2 separate regions of the Homo sapiens genome follow, and region 2 is linked to region 1. The links are chromatin loops, found by intact Hi-C in ENCODE. Cell type or tissue: dorsolateral prefrontal cortex. All regions are shown on one strand.

Region 1 (8,000 bases):
AAGTAATTTTCCACTTCCTACAATGGCCCTGATTATGTTTTTACATGTCAAAGATACTCTTTAAAAAGACTACATACACACACACACACACACACACACAGACACACATACAGAAATATGGAATGCATGTGTGTGTAGAATGCATTCATTGCATTGTGTAATAAAATACCGGATTTCTAATCTGAGAAAATACATCCTTGCAGAGGTCTCCATGAAATTCCTATATAGCCATCCCCCAACCCCTTAACATTTTGCTCATTTCCACAGGAAAATCTATGCTAAGGATTTGATGGATTACTGCTAACATCTTCACCAGGGCCAACTAAAGGTATGAAATAATTCTCCACTCTCCAAATCTGCCCTCACAAAACTGTAGATTTCTTTGAGATCTGATTTCTCCCAGCTCTGCCATCCTCTAGGAAAAGGCTCAGTGCGTTCATTGAAAGCAATCAGGTCTCTTGTAGTTTCTGCCACTTTGTTTTCATCAAAGTCAGGTGTTTGCACCCTGGCCATTTAATTTCTAGTTGGAGAAGAAAGAAGCTATCCAAGGATTTCTGAAACACGCACTTCTATGTTGCCCGCAGAACGACCACACAAACTGGCAATTCCGGCTTCGTGGGGATAATGAAGTCTCCCTAAACTTCTTATTTTGTTTATTTTTCCTTTTCTTTGCTTTTGCCTCCCTCACATCACAGGAGCGACTGATTCTGAAATGGAAGCTTATGCACACCACCCCACTTTTAAGAAAATATAATGCAACGCGGTCTTATGTAAACCCTACGGGCAATGGATGCCTTCAAAAAGCATAAGATTGGAGTACACAGAGAAAAAAACATCCCCCACTCCCCACACACAAAAAAAATGAACAATAGAAAAATAAAATAAAATAATAAAATAAAAATAATATAAGCCATACTACCACCTTGTGGATTCAGCTCGCAAGGACGTCACCTGCTTAGTTTCAAAACCCCTACCCAACCCCCACCCCAAATTTCTTAATTTGGGTCCAAATGGTAAATCTGGATCCTCCGTCCTTGCTCCGGGCAGTCTCGCCCAAGCCCTGGGCTGAATTCGTGACTTGGGGGCCCAGTGCCCCAGCTAGCTGCAAGCTCGGGCACATCACCAGGCCCAAAATCCCGCCGCCACCTCCTAGTACCCTTCCACGCTGCCTCCTACACCGCCTTCCCCTGCATCCCCGAGATAGCAGCCGCACATACATGAAAAGAGGCCCACACCTGCGGTAAGGTGTGGAAGAAGCCAGAGAAAAGGAAACCGGGAAAAAAAAAGAAAAAAAGAAAAAGCCTTCTCAAGAAGGGGAGGGGTATGATGCGTAGGACATCCTCCGGGTTCACCTCGTTTTCCGAGCGAGACATTTGTTCCCAGGGTGGTCCTAGGCAGGCCTCTGGGGTGCAAGGGTTGCCCTGACGCCCCCGCTCCCGCTCCCGCTCCTCCGGGTACAAAGGGCCCTGTGTCTGGCGGCGACTAGGCTCCAGAACTGTACGCCTGGGCCCGGATTTGCGCGCGGCACGGGGCCTAGATACCGGGGGCGCAAAGCTCGCGACTCGGCTCACTAGACCCCCGCCGAGGGACCCCAACCTACCGGTTCTCCGAGGGGCGAAAGAGCCAGGTCAGGCTGGGAGGCAAGGGGAGGAAAGGGCGTCCAGGAGACCGCCTGAAGGATGAGAGTGTCCCTGGGGTAGATCGGCCTCCTGGAAAACCGCAGGCAGAGAGCGCCACCGCGGAGTGGAAGGCGCAGGCCGGAACCTGAACCTCTTGTCCCACAGCAAGCCCCCAACCCACTCGTCATCTGCAGCCCAGTGGCACCTACCTCCCTCTCCCCACGCCATCCCGGCCCGCGCTTCCGCAGGTCAAGCCAAGCCGCTTCAGGCGCGGGTTGGGTTGCCCCAGCCGTGGCAGTGGGGAGGGGACGGGGCTGAAGTTCACTCTCTCCCTGCTTCGTCTCACAGCCCCTAGCTCACCCGCCACCGTCTCTGCCGCCTCCGACTGTGCTCTTGGCTGATCTTCGCTTTCAGTTCCGCCTAGGGGAGTGGGAGGGAACGGAGCCGAGCTGCGCGGGAATTGGGAGGTGGGAAGCGGGGGAGAAGAGACCAGATGAAATCGGCCCGGGTCAGCAGAGAGCCTTGAGATGGGATGGTGCGGGAGGAAGGAGCGGGTGGTGGTTGCCTTTTCTAGGGCTGTGGGGATGGTGTGCCTATTGGAACGGATTCCTCAGACCCCTCCCCCATCCCTACCTTAGGGACTGGCAGACCCGCAGGCTTAACACTCCTCCGAACCCCCGATGGGAGAAGGGGTGTTCTTAGTGGGCACCGACTAGGGCTCCGGATCACCTGATACCTAGACCAGGGCTCCGGGCGCCTGTCTTTTCGGCTTCCAACTTTTCCGCTCCTCCGGAAAAGCGGGCAGTTCAGAGATGGTGCCGAGGGTGGCAGCGGCAAACCGCCCTGCACCCCCATCTAAGGTCCAGGCCACACTCAAAGGCTTCCGAAGAAGCAAAACCACCAGCTCTACCCCACTTTTGCGGCTTGCCTCACCACTCCCACCCACGTCGTAACCCACACACACGGGAAAGGGGTGCATGGATACCGCTCCCGAGTTTGGAGGAGCAGCACGGAGCTACAGTCATTTCATCTTCACGCGGGGTTTCCAGCGCGCCCCGATCTTTCTCCAGCCCAACCAAGCCATGCCAGGTCTAATCAATCACTTGGATTATTTCGTGCATCCCCCAAGCCTTATCTTATCCGAGGCCAGGAGATGAAGGAAGGGAAAAAAAAATCTCATAATGCAACCCCAACCAAGCTTTATTTCCCCTTTTCTCTCTGGTTAATGGCACCAACCCCCAACCCCAGCCTCCCAAAAGAAGCACCCCAGGCAGTGGTGGTTTTCTTAAAGAAGACGAGGGCTTTGGAGTGGGGAGAAAAGAGAAGAAAAGCCTTCCATGCTCACAGTTTGCAGAAGTCCTCCTGCTTTCGCCATCTCCAGCCCTGGCCTTTTCCCTCCTTTTCCCCTGTACTGCATGTATGTGTGTGTGTGTACATATATATATGTGTGTGTGTATGTGTACACTCACAAACTCACACATACGCATATATATGTCTGTGTGTATATATATATATATTTTTCCCCTCCTTTCCCCGCCACAGTCTTCCTTTAATTTGTATGGAAGGCAGCGCTACTTTTTAAACACACCGCACATGGCCCCAGAGCTGTTCAAACAGCTGATTGCAGCAAAATGCTTCCAAACAACATTGGTGGTCTGCATTTTTATTTTTAAGTGAAAATAAAACCAAATGTTCCTGTGGAGAGATTGCATGTAAAAGCCATACATCGATGTCCACATTCCCATCCACACCAAAGAAATGGAGCGAGACAGATGGGAGAGAGTCCAGCCCAAATTGTCCAATAATAATAATAATAAAAGGAAAAAATAAATAAATATTAGATGAAATGAAGCTCAAATATCGCCAGTGAGGCTTTCCCTCCTTTGCTGGAGAGCCACTGCAAGTCAAATTGTTTAAACGGCTTTTTAAAATAAGGATAATAATATGCGAAAGACACGTCTTAAAACTGCACCTACCTTAGCTGTGGAAGACCTGCATCGCCGTTAAGAGTTCTTTTTACACATCCAAATTTTTCTAAGGAACCTGAAACGCAGTATGATTCAGGAGGATGTATTGAAAGCCCAGGCGCCTTCCCCTTCGGGAACCCCCCAACTAGATTCGCTCATCCAGAGGAATGCAAGAGCCACCAACATTGCCGGGTTTGGAGGAAATTCATTGTTTCTGCTGTCAATAGTGTGTCCCCGGGCAGAACAAGCATTACAATTGAAGCAGGAAAGGCCGAGCTAGTGGCTGAATAAGAGCTCTGTACTAACAGACAGAGATGGGAGAAAGATGTCTCTGCAAGAAAAAGAGAGCTAGGGGAGAGAGGTCCTTCTGCTTCCGGCGCTCTCCTTCTGCCATTGGACCAAAATGAATGAAATTTACAAACCCAGCAGCCAATAGATCTCCAGAGTCGTCCCAATCGCTACAAAACCCACGTCCACAGCTACAACCTCATGCAAAGAGCAACTAATCCCAGTGCAAACCAGCTGTAACAGAGAGATCCTGGGAACCCTGGAGATAGAGCAGGGTACCCAGATGCGCACAGCAAACCTTCTTCCTCTTTGCTTTTTTAGGAATCTCTAGGTACTCTCCACACCAAACATGATGTCGTATATGCAGACATCTTTAACTGTTTAAGGTCACAGTCTCCAGCAGTCCCTATGTCTGCGTTATTGTGAGTCAATTGGGAAGCAATGATATTAAAAAAAATTTTAAGAGCAGCGAAAATTGGAATACAGCTCTGTAAAGTACAGGAGCTTTTTATGCCGAGGTTATGGTTGAAAGAGGATGAATGAAGGCTTTTTGTTTACTTCTATTGTTATAATTTCATGATTTGGATAAAATATAGGAGGTGTGCTTACCAAGAGGCAGTTGTTTCTAAATACTCCTCATTTCCCAGGTCCAGGAGGTTATCTTTCCCAGGGAGTTTCAAGTTGCAGGGGGCGAGGAGGAGGGTGTGACCCCTGTATTTAAAATTGGGTTGGAGAAAGTTGGCTTGAAATTGACAATGCTTAAAGTTCCCAGTATTTAAAGTTGGCTTCAAGAAAGTTGGATTTAAATTGGCAATGCAAAGATCAGAGTACATCATAGAATGTTGTGGCAATGAACACAGATTCTAAAATGAGATTGCTTGGGTTTAAGTTGCATGTGACCTTAGGAATGAATTTTAATATTCGCCTCCATTTCTGCATCTGTAAAATGGAACAGATAATCTCCATGTAATATTGTCATATTGATTAGCTGAGCTAGTGTGTGGGGCCTGCTTATCTTCACAATATTTCATGGTGATTACTTTTATTCTACCTGGCTATAAAAGTTAGCTTTTCTTAAAATTATTTCATTGCCCATTAATTCATTTATGGAAGGAAAAAAGATAATGTCCACAACACATAGGACATTCTCCTAATTGCTTCTGCTTTAGGAAGTAAACCTAAGCATGAAGCCTTCCATGATGATGCGAAGGATTTTGGACAACATGAGCAATAATGGGGAAGATGATGGACATGAATCTGGGGACCTGGTTTCATGTTAAGACTCTATCCTCACAAATTTTGCCTTGTCATAAAGTCAGTTATGTTCTGTGACTCTGTTGAGCTGACATTATTATTACCTTTCCTGTGGGTTGCTTTTCCTTGTGGGGACTAAATGAGATAATATGCATGAAAGCATCCTTTGCCAACAAGATTGGTACATAGATATACACTTATCTATTAAAAGATATCTATAGCCAATAATAGAAAAATGTATATACATACATACATATATGTGTGTGTGTTCCCATTAGATATTTAGAAATATACATATACTTTTTTCCATTATTGTGTAGATATTGAAGACCCATTAACATGATAGTATTGTTTATAAATACAGCTTATCCCCCAAATCAGTGATATACATGGATGTAGACATATATATGTAGATATATGGACTATATATAGATATCTATGTCCTAAACTAAACCAGAACCTCAACTTGAACACACTAATTTATAATAGGCCACAAAGTCATGGACTTTGCCAAGAATGTATTAATTCATTGACTTATTCATAAGTTCAGGTTTTTTTTTTTTTAGCACTGACACAGTCCTAAGCACAGACATGTAACTGTGAGTGAGACTTATCCATTTATTTTTGAGAAAGCATACATTATAGTAGACAAGATAATGAAAAGCATGAGAAAAAAATGTGATTACAGGAAGGTGTGTACAAGGAATACATATAAATTAATAGGGACCCATAGAGGTTAAAATAATTAACCAAGGGTTTGCAAAGGAAGAACATTCAGAGTAGGGAAGGAATGGTACATCGACACTGATTGGTTGAAGAAGTTGAAAAAGAAGCCATGGCTAAAGACATCGCAGCAATACTGTATGTGTGGAGATCTAGAAATAGGGAGGGTTTGGCATGGCAGGACATTGAATTTGAAAAGAAGGTAGTGAGGAAAGGATTAGAGACCTAATTGTGAAGAGTTTTAAATGTCATGCTGAAAAGGTGGAATTTATCCAGTAGGCAGTGGGAAAGCCAATAACACATTTTCTGCAGTGAGGGAAGAAGAAATAATCAGATTTATGTTTTAGGACAATCACTGTGATGGCAACATGGAGAACTAGTTGAAGAGGGCCAATGTGGAAAGCAAAGAAAATGTTTGTAAGGTTGTTGCAAGAATGGCTGTGACAAATCAAGTCCTGAATGAGAGAGACAGAGAGAGAAAGAGAAAAGGAGAAAAAGAAGGGACAGAAAAGAAGTGGAGGGGAGTGGAGGGCAGGGGAGATGAGGGGAGGGGAGAGGGGAAGGGAAGGGAGTGGAGATTGCTGTGGGGAGACATCAACTCTAAATACTTTAAGGCAGCATGATAAAGTGAGATTGGGAGGGAGATTTTGGGCAAAATCTGAATGCTTGGCTTAGTTTGTGGGTGCATTGGTTGGGTAGCAGATCTCTTCCCTGAGACATGTGACCTGGGAGAGAGCAGACAAGTCACTTCTGTCTGAATTACTTCACTAAGACTTTTTAAAATTAATTAATTAATTTCTTAAAAAAAAAAAAAAGGCCAGGAGCAGTGGATCATGCCTGGAATCTCTGCACTTTGGGAGGCTGAGGCAGGGGGAACACTAGAGCCCAGGAGTTCGATATCACCCTGGGCAATGTAGTGAGATCCTGTTTCTACCAAAAAATTAAAATAAGAGTGGTAGTGCATGCTTGTGGTACCAGCTATTCAAGAGGCTGAAGGTTGGGCCACTTGAGCCAGAGAGGTTGAGGCTGCAGTGAGCCATGATCATGCCACTGTACCCCAGCCTGTGTTGCAGAATGAAACCCTCCCTCAAAAAAAAAAAAAATTAAGAAAGCATCTTAGACAAATGGAATCATGCTTATAAGAAAAAGTGAATATAAGATATTATGAGTTTATAATTTTCCCTAATCCAAAATCCCTCATAAGTGACCAGGATAGAACCTAAAACACCAGTTCTTAACAACTGAGCCACAGGATTACGATACAGACAGAAGAGCTTCGGAGGTTTAAATTCTGAATTCCTGGAAGAGATAAGGATATCATTCTTCATGTTTCCACTTGAAATCTAATTGTGGAGTATGGTGAGATGTGGGAGCTAGGAGGATTCATAAAATGAAATAAAACAGTAGGGTTCCTAGAAGGATATATAAGCTGGGTTTGGTACAAAGAACTGGATGAAACATGAGACATAATCTATACCACATTACTTGTTCTCTCTGATTTTCCATCTCAGTGTCTTCATCAACTACATTCTACATACTGTTATGTTCATACTATTATGAACATACATACATTCATACATACTATTATGTTAATGCTCCTATGGGATCAATATGTGGAACTCGAAATACAATACTGGTGAAGCCAGATACACTATAGGGCACTACTGATTCCTATTGACTCTCCTAATACAATGGTCAAATTGAAACAAATATTTTCAGTAGGATAATTGTTAGTGCAATAATAATATATACTATGTTATTAATCATTATTGGAAAGATAAATATGTATAGCATAAAAGATGCTTAAAATCTAATAAGGGAATAAATTAAACTCTTCAATTATTAAAATGCAACTCAATGTGTGATATATGCCATCTCCAAAGCATACAGAAGGCATAACAAGCATCCTATTGGGATGATGAGAAAAAGGTTCACAGAACAAGTTTTTTCTGGGGAATTGGAGAGTAGATATGGGAAATTATTCCAAGTTAATAATATCTAGAGAAGAGAAATAGATATGGAGTGAGCAGAGGCTTTGGAACTTCAAGGTCAACAAGGATGACCCAGGAAGATGGTTACAAAATCCATGCCTCTAGAGCTAAACACCAGGATTCAAACTTCACAGGTCTCGAGTGAGTTCTGGGAACCT
Region 2 (8,000 bases), 300 kb before region 1:
ACTGTCATATCAACTGAGAAATGTGAATATCTATGTATTTTCAAAAATGCCATAGAAATCTCTATGCCAAATGGTTCATCAGATTATTCATTGTTCCTGTTTTTAAAATAAAGTTACTACAAATATGAGCCTTTCCTCTTCCCTGTTATTAGCACTAGTTTGAGGTCAAAAGTCATTTGGTCTCCTGGGCAAAACATTATGAACTACGAACTCAAGGAATTCAGAGTTTGGAGGATTTTAGGAAATCCTCATCTGTCCTATCTTGCTAAAGAAGACACTGAGGAGCATAGTGATCTAGAAACTTGTTCAGATGGTGCAGGAAGTGAAGAAAGTCCTGCAGTTACTTTAAAGAAAGGTATTTTTTTAATTTTATTTCTTTATGTTTAGACAGGGTCTCTCTCTGCCACCCAGGGTGAAGTGCAGTGACACCTTCAGAGCTCACTGAAGACTTGACCTCCCTGGCTCAAGTGATCCTCCCTCCTCAGCCTCCCAAGCAACTGAGACCACAGGCGTCCACCACCAGCCCTGGCTTGTTTTTATTTATTTATTTTTGTATAAATGTGGTCTCACTAAGTTGCACAGGCTGGGCTCAAACTCCTGGGCTCAAGCCATACTCCCCACTCAGCTTCCCAAACTGCTGGGATAACAGGCATGAGCCACCTTACCCAGCTGATAACTTTAATAAATAACAATTCCAGAGGCTGAGGCAGGCGGATCACATCAGGTCAAGAAGTTTGAGACCAGCTTGGCCAATATGGTAAAAAACCATCTCTACTAAAAATAGAAAAATTAGCTGGGCATGGTGATGGTCACCTGTAAGCCCAGCTACTTGGGAAGCTGACGCAGGACAATCATTTTAAAACTGGGAGACAGAGGTTGACATGAGTGAAGATCATGATGCTGCACTCCTGCCTGAGTGACAGAGTGAGACTCCGTCTCAAAAAAAAAAAAAAAAAAAGAAAAGAAAGAAAAATTCCATTAAGATTTTGAGTACTTCAGATGTAAATGGTCCAGTCAGTGTGGTGCCATTCTGAAGCCTACCAATGACACAGAACATATCACAATGCTGTGTTGATGACTGAGATGGCTATTATGAATATTCATTTGTACCTGGCCAGGTAACAGAGGGCTGGATCTGTTCTGCAGATTTTCCTGCTTTCTCCTTTTAGGCCACAGCCAAGAATTGGTGATCCAGCTTCCAGAACCAATTGCCACAAATTCCTGTGGACTTCTCTTTGAAGTTTCATCTGATACTGCAGAGAGCCTCCCTCTTGCATTAGCATCAGGGAATTGCATTGAGTGAGCCTCAGGTGCTCTGGCAGGGCTCAGGGGTGTGGCTGTCTATGCTGACCACCACTTAGGCAGCATGAGCAATTACTACTTAGAGGCCCAAGTGCACATCTGGTTGGGTGTGGTTGCCTATGCTAACTACCACATACAAGTGCATGTCTGATTGAGGTAACATGATGTGAGTGTGTTTCTGCGGTTTCCCCTTCCCCTATTTTGCCAACAGCAGCTTTTTCCAGGTTATTAGCAGGGCCCCAGGGAGGGTTTGGAGCTCCCACGGGGACAAGTAGAGGATGTCATGCTGACTGGCCCAGCAGGGAGGTTCTTCCTAAAAGTGTGTTAGAGAGAGAGAGATAAAGGAAACTGTGGACACTTCCAAGTGCCTCATGCTGAACTGACCAGTAAGGTGGTCCTTTGCTGAAAGTCATGTTTGCAGGAGAGGAAGAAAGGGAAAGAGACAGAGGGAGAAAAAGGGAGACAGAGAGAAAGAAATAAAGGGAGAGAGACAGAGTGTGAAGGGGGGGAAGTGAGAGAGGAAGAGAGACAGTGAGGAAGAAACTGGGGAACTGGAGAGGGAGAGAGAGGAAGAGAGACAAAGAGAGAAGGGGAGAAAAGGAGAAAGAGGTGAGAGGATAGTGTGAGGGAGAGGGAGATCGAGGAGAGACAGTGGAAGGAGGGGAGAGAGGAAGGGCGAGAGACAGAGGAAAACAGAGAGAGAGACAGAGAGAAAGTGAGAGGACATAGAGAGGGAGAGACAGGAAGAGAGAGGGAAAGAGGAGAGTGAAAGGGGAAGAGAGAGAGGGAGGGAGACAGAGTCAGGGAGAGAGACACTATTCCTATGGGTAGAATCTACTTCTCTATGAATGCACCAGCCATGTTCCTAATGTTTCCAGAAGATTTAAAGAATTAATGTGAATTAGAGAAGTGTCTTTTAAAAAAACACGTGGTTAAAAGCCCAGTTGATTAAAAATCTATAAATCTGCAATATTGACATACTATTTCTCTTCCTTATTGACGTACTGTCTCTCTTCCATATTACTCTTACCAAATTGTAGCTAGAAGTTAATAAAATTTCAAATGTTCAAATACAGTGAGACTGTCAAAAGAAACAATAGTGTCCGCCCTTCTAAAGCAGTTATTTTTTTCCTATCATTGTAACCGACACCTAATTGTCACACACTTAAATGAGGAGATATTGCTAACCAAGCATGGTGGCTCAATTCTGTCACCTCAGCAGTTTGAGAGGCCAAGGGAGGAGGATCACTTGAGGCTAGGAGTTTGAGACCACCCTGAGCAAACATAGCAAGACCACTTCTCTATAAAAATAAAAATTAAAATTTAACCATTAGTCCCAGGTATTCAGCAGGTTGAGATTGGAGAAGGCTTAAGCTCAGGAGTTGGAGGCTGCAATGAGCTATGATCATGCCTCTGCACTCCAGCCTGAGTGACAGAGCAAATGGAAAAAAAGCTGAGTTAAAATATATGAAGATGGGTTCATTTTGTCTTTTGGGCATTTTCTGTTGCAATTTCCACAGTGACTTCTGGCAACCTGGACATGAATCTCAGCTATGAACTCTGACTATTCATTTCTTGGTTCAGGGCATTTGCCCACCCACCCCGGGGACACCATTATTACCTTCTGAGTAGTGGGACAGGGTCAACAGGCTGACACAGGAGGCCCCAGCCCCCGAGCCAAAGATAGTCACTCTCTTGGGGTCCCCGCCAAAGGCTCCGACATTCTCCTCAATCCACCTCAGTGCTTGAATCTGATCCAGGAGCCCATAGTTGCCTTTTGCTGCCTGGTCACCGGTACTTAAAAACCCTACAGAAGAACACAGGACATTTTTGTTGGTCAAAAAAATTGTGTACACATCCCCACCATTTGAAAAGTTATCTCATAGCTTGCCTTCTTCATTCTCTCTCTCCACAACCCTGTCCCCCACAAATTAGAGGAAAAACTGTAGAAAATTTTTTGTGGCAGAAATAATTACATAGATAATAGTTATTGTTTAGGTTGACATTATGATACCATGTCATCTTTAGGTATATATGGCTAATGTAGAAGGCAAAATAAATCTAAAATGTTAGTGGAAATTATAGGAAATTAGAGAAAAACCTGGAGAACAATTTTTGTGGCAGAAATAATTATACAAATAATGATTATTGTTTACATTCACCTTATGATACCATGTCATCTTTGGGTATATATGTGGCTAATGTAGAAGGAAAAATGCATCTACAGTGTTAGTGGAAATTACAGGAAATTAAAGAAAAAACTAGAGAAAAATTTTTGTGGCAGAAATAATTACATAAACAATGATTATTGTTAAGTTGACATTATGATACCTTGTCATCTTTGGGTATATATGTGGCTAATAGAAGACAAAATGAATCTAAAATATTAATAACATGAAGCAATCCCAGAAGTCATTGTAAATTTTACGAGGTTCAAGGTACCATTTGTGTGCACATTTTTCTTTAAACACAACAGACTCCTATGATAAATTACGTACTAAATGTCCCTTCAAATGAGTTAATGACGTAGATCTTCAAAAAAAGAAATTGTATGTAAGGAACAAATATTATAGTTGAGTATTTGGGGAAGGTTTCTTGCGTTGTTGTTTTTTACCATTTTCCTGTCCTTAGTTGAGCATTTCTCCCGAGCAAAGTCTGATGCCTTTTATGAACAACAGTGTCACATAAGGGAGGGGCTTGTTTGTATGATGACAGACTGCTTTAAGCCCTAAAATAACATAAATCCAAACCAACTACTTCAAAGCATATTCCTAACCAAAGTTGACAGCATTCCAATGAGAGACTGAGTGTTGGCTTCTACTTTTAAAACAAAAAGAGTAGAGGATGAGGCTGCATACCAGTAGAGTTAACCAGATTTTCTTCCATTAGGTTTCGTGAACAATTGGAAAAATGCTCTGAGCTGGAAAGGAGGAAATGGCCAGGCTTCAAAGAAAGTCATAAGATTTTTTTTTTCCTACAATGACAATAAATTCCAAGCCTAAATCAGGAGTCACCATTGCCTGCAGCTTCAAGGAGAGGCAGTATTGCAACTGTGAGGTTGGTCTTACTTAAGACACATCCTACCAATGTGATTTCTTTAAAGTTCAGAGAAACTTGATGTGAGATTAGCTGTGATTAGTGGGTATGTTCAGACATTACGCAAGCCCCCCACCATTTAATTAGTGATTACTAATTAGTGCTTTATGCCAAAAATGTTCTGCAACACCAGTCTCCATCACTAAATCTTTGACACGGTTTGTTCATAAAGAGCATCAGGCTTTGCCTGGGAGAAGAAATCCTTTCATTCAGGGTACATATGACAATGATGAATAATGTCAGTGTGGGTGCCCTCTAATACCACAGGGCAATGCTTTCGTCCCCTATTAAAGAGAGAGGTAATTAATTTTTAAGGCACGAGTAATTTTCTAACAGAATGATTCTGTCTTCAGCACATCTTTTCTTAACTCACTGTTCTCTCTTTCACAATTCTGCAGAATGATCTGTTGGCTTATTTTGTTTCTGCAGAGGATCGTGAAGATTTTCAACATGCTGTGAATCACTGGCCTTTCTTCCACCACAATCCCTTCCTCCCTTACAAAACAAGGGTTTTTGTAACCTTTCCAATAGCAGGCTAATGAATGTCCCTTGTGTTCAAAAATCTTAGTTATTCAAACAGCATCCTACTGGATGGATTGATCTTTGAGGTTCAGAATTTCCTCCAAATATTCTGTAAGCTTGCCAAGGGAAATGGCAATGCTTGCATCTCTGAAGTTTAACAAAAGAATGTGGTGTTTTGAAGCATGTGTTTTCACAGTTTCTGCATTGGAATTTTCATTTACTGCAACATCCAGGGATTATTAATTTTCTTTTTAAATTTAAACTATCAAAAAGGGGGAGTGCCTGTTTCAGGTACAGAATGACTGAAATAATTTTACGCTCTTTACAAGAGTATACTCCTTTCATCTTGAAACCACCTTTGCAAAACTTGTAACTGTGAGAAAATTATGACAGTGAAAGAGATCTGACCTAACCAACACCATCTTGTCTTTCACCACCATACTACAATGATCATTGCTGAGCATAGGCCAAGCTAACTTTGGGAGAAATTGAACTTATAGTTTAAATGATAATAGCCCTTCTTAAAACTAAACAACCTTTGTAAAACTAATGAAAGACCAGCAGGTTAGAAAAATGACAGATGCCTGAATTCTGCTAAGATGTTGGCTTAGTTAAATAATTACCAAACATTATCTGAAAGGTGAACCTAGGTGGACATCCTGGGTCGAGTGGGGACTTGGAGAACTTTTCAGTCTTACAAGAGAATTGTAAAGCACACCAATAAGCACTCTTTAGCGAGGATTGTAAAATGCACCAATCAGCGCTCTGTAGTTAGTAAGGGGATTGTAAAATGCAACAATCAGTGCTCTGTAAAAACACCAATCAGCACTCTGTAGCTAGCAAGAGGATTGTAAAATGCACCAATCAGCACTCTGTAAAATGCACAAATCTGCACTCTATAATAACCTAAAAGTAGTTAATCACAAGGAGGATTGTAAAAAGGGCATTCTGATAGGACAGACAGACAACATGGGATGGGACAAATAAGAAAATAAAAGTTGGCCAACTCAGCCAGCAGTGGCAACCCACTAGGGTCCTCTTCCATTCTGTGGAAGCTTTGTTCTTTCACTCTTCACAGTAAATCTTGCTGCTGCTCACTCTTTGAGTCCATGCCACCTTTAAGATCTGTAACACTCACAGTGAAGGTCAGCAGCTTCATTCATGAAGTCAGCAAGACCACGAACCCACTGGCAGGAACCAACTCTGGACACATCTAGTGGCTCATCCAGGATATTGCCATGTGGTGAGTACCGCTGGACCCTTTTCACTTGCTATTCTGTCCTATTTTTCTTTAGAATTCGGGGACTAAATACCAGGCACCTGTTGACCAGTTAAAAGCAACTAGCGTGGCTGCTGGACTAAAGACTCAGGTGTCAGGCTTTCTGGGAAAGGGCTCTCTAACAACCACTGAATCTTTGGAGTTGGGAGCATTGATTTGCCTGGAACCAGCTTCCATTTTTCCTGCATTTCTTGGCTGAGCCAAGGGTTGACAGAGAGGAAAGTCATTCAGCTCCAGGGTCCCAACAAAAAGTTGGTTGACCCTGCAGCCATGAGCATAACTTTCAAAGTTATGTTGCACAAGCGAGACTCGCCCATCTATCCTATCTATCGTGACCCTTGCCTTCTGGGTCCTAACGCCTGTAAGACAACCTTTCCTACTGCCTCTCTTCTCTGAAGGTAGCCCTGTGTCTAAAAACAACTCCCTGTCCCTGGTGATCTTCTAGTTTCTCCTATAAATGATTTATGGTATAAACTGTGGGACTCTGTTCCTTCTTTAGGTACCCAGGCTCCCCTATCAGAAAAACATAGTTTTCACCTGAAGCTTTGTTGGGAGGGGGATGATCTGGAATTTATCAACCCTCCTCAGACTAGCAGGCCTAACAAAGGCTATTCCTGAAGCTAGGATAAGGGGAGCCTCAGAAATTATATCCTTCCTTTTCATTGATGAGAAGTGAGGACAAAAGGTGTCACTCTTCCAACCCTGGAGATCCCTTCCCTCCCTAAGGGTATGGCCCTCCACTCCATTTTGATGCATATCATCTTTATAGGACAAGGATAAGGTCCCAATACTAAGAGGAGAATGCTTAGGACTCTTACAGATTTTTAAGGATGCATCACTAAGGGCCACTAAATCTGATTTTTCTCAGTCCTCTTTGTGGTCTAAGAGGAAAGGCAAGGGTGTTGATTTTCAAGAATGTGTTGGTAAGGGCTACTAAATCCGACATTTATTGGTCCTCCTTATGATCTAGGAGGAAAACTAGTGTTTCTGCTGCTGCTTTGGCGAGCACAACTATTCGGAACATCAGGGTCCAGGGACTGTTGCAGGATCTTGGGCAAGGAAAAAAGGCAAACCAAAACCACATTTGTTTTTTTCTTTTAGATGGGAATCACTCAGGCATCAACAAGCTCACCCTTGAAATGCATCCTAAGCCATTGGGAACAATTTGATCTGCAAACACTGAAATAGAAGTGGCTTATTTTTTTTTCTGCACTATGGCCTGGCCTCAATATTCTCTCTCTGATGGGAAAAATGACCACCTGAGGGAAGTATAAATTAGAATGCCATACTGTCCTTTGACCTGTAAGAGAGAAGGCAAATTGAGTGAAATATCTTATGTCTAAGCTTTCTTTTCATTGAAGGATAATCCACAACAAGGCAAAGCTTGAAATTTACATTCCACAGGAGGACCTCTCAGTTTAGCTTCATATCCTACCATCTATACAGCTCCCTTTCCTATCAGTAATAAGCCTCCTCTAGTCTCCCCCACCCAGAAGGGGAACAAGCAAAGAAATATCCAAGGGACCACAAACACCCCCAGGCTATGGCTTATGTCCCCTTCAAGCTGTCAGGGGAGGGGAATTTGACTGAACCTAGGTACATGTCCCCTTCTCCCTCTCCAATTTAAAGCAGATAAGGTAGACCTGGGGATGTTTTCAGATAGTCCTGAATAGGTATATAGATGTCCTACAGGGTCCAGGGCAAATATTTGACTTCACTTGGAAAGATATCATGCTATTGTTAGATCAAACCCTGGCCTTTAGTGAAAATAAAGTGGCTTTAGCTACAGCCTGAGTGTTTG

Evidence for each region. Peaks named below come from ENCODE experiments on the same cell type or tissue, not always from the same donor. Only the 100,000 strongest peaks of a DNase experiment are listed, where the experiment ranks them.
Region 2: a loop joins it to region 1, with 8 times the contacts of the local background. A loop is called at or near these places in 2 of 110 quality-filtered maps.

Annotation. Positions count from the first base shown.
Region 1 is chrY:14,518,537-14,526,536 of GRCh38, reverse strand. NLGN4Y (neuroligin 4 Y-linked) reads right to left here and starts at 2,008. Exons shown (of 7, transcript NM_001365588.1): 1 at 1,829-2,008. In dorsolateral prefrontal cortex, no CTCF peak of the experiment used is centred here; no DNase peak of the experiment used is centred here.
Region 2 is chrY:14,819,297-14,827,296 of GRCh38, reverse strand. NLGN4Y (neuroligin 4 Y-linked) reads right to left here. Exons shown (of 7, transcript NM_001365588.1): 5 at 2,924-3,109. Among named protein-coding and RNA genes, the nearest start is that of NLGN4Y-AS1, 19 kb to the right of the region's middle. In dorsolateral prefrontal cortex, no CTCF peak of the experiment used is centred here; no DNase peak of the experiment used is centred here.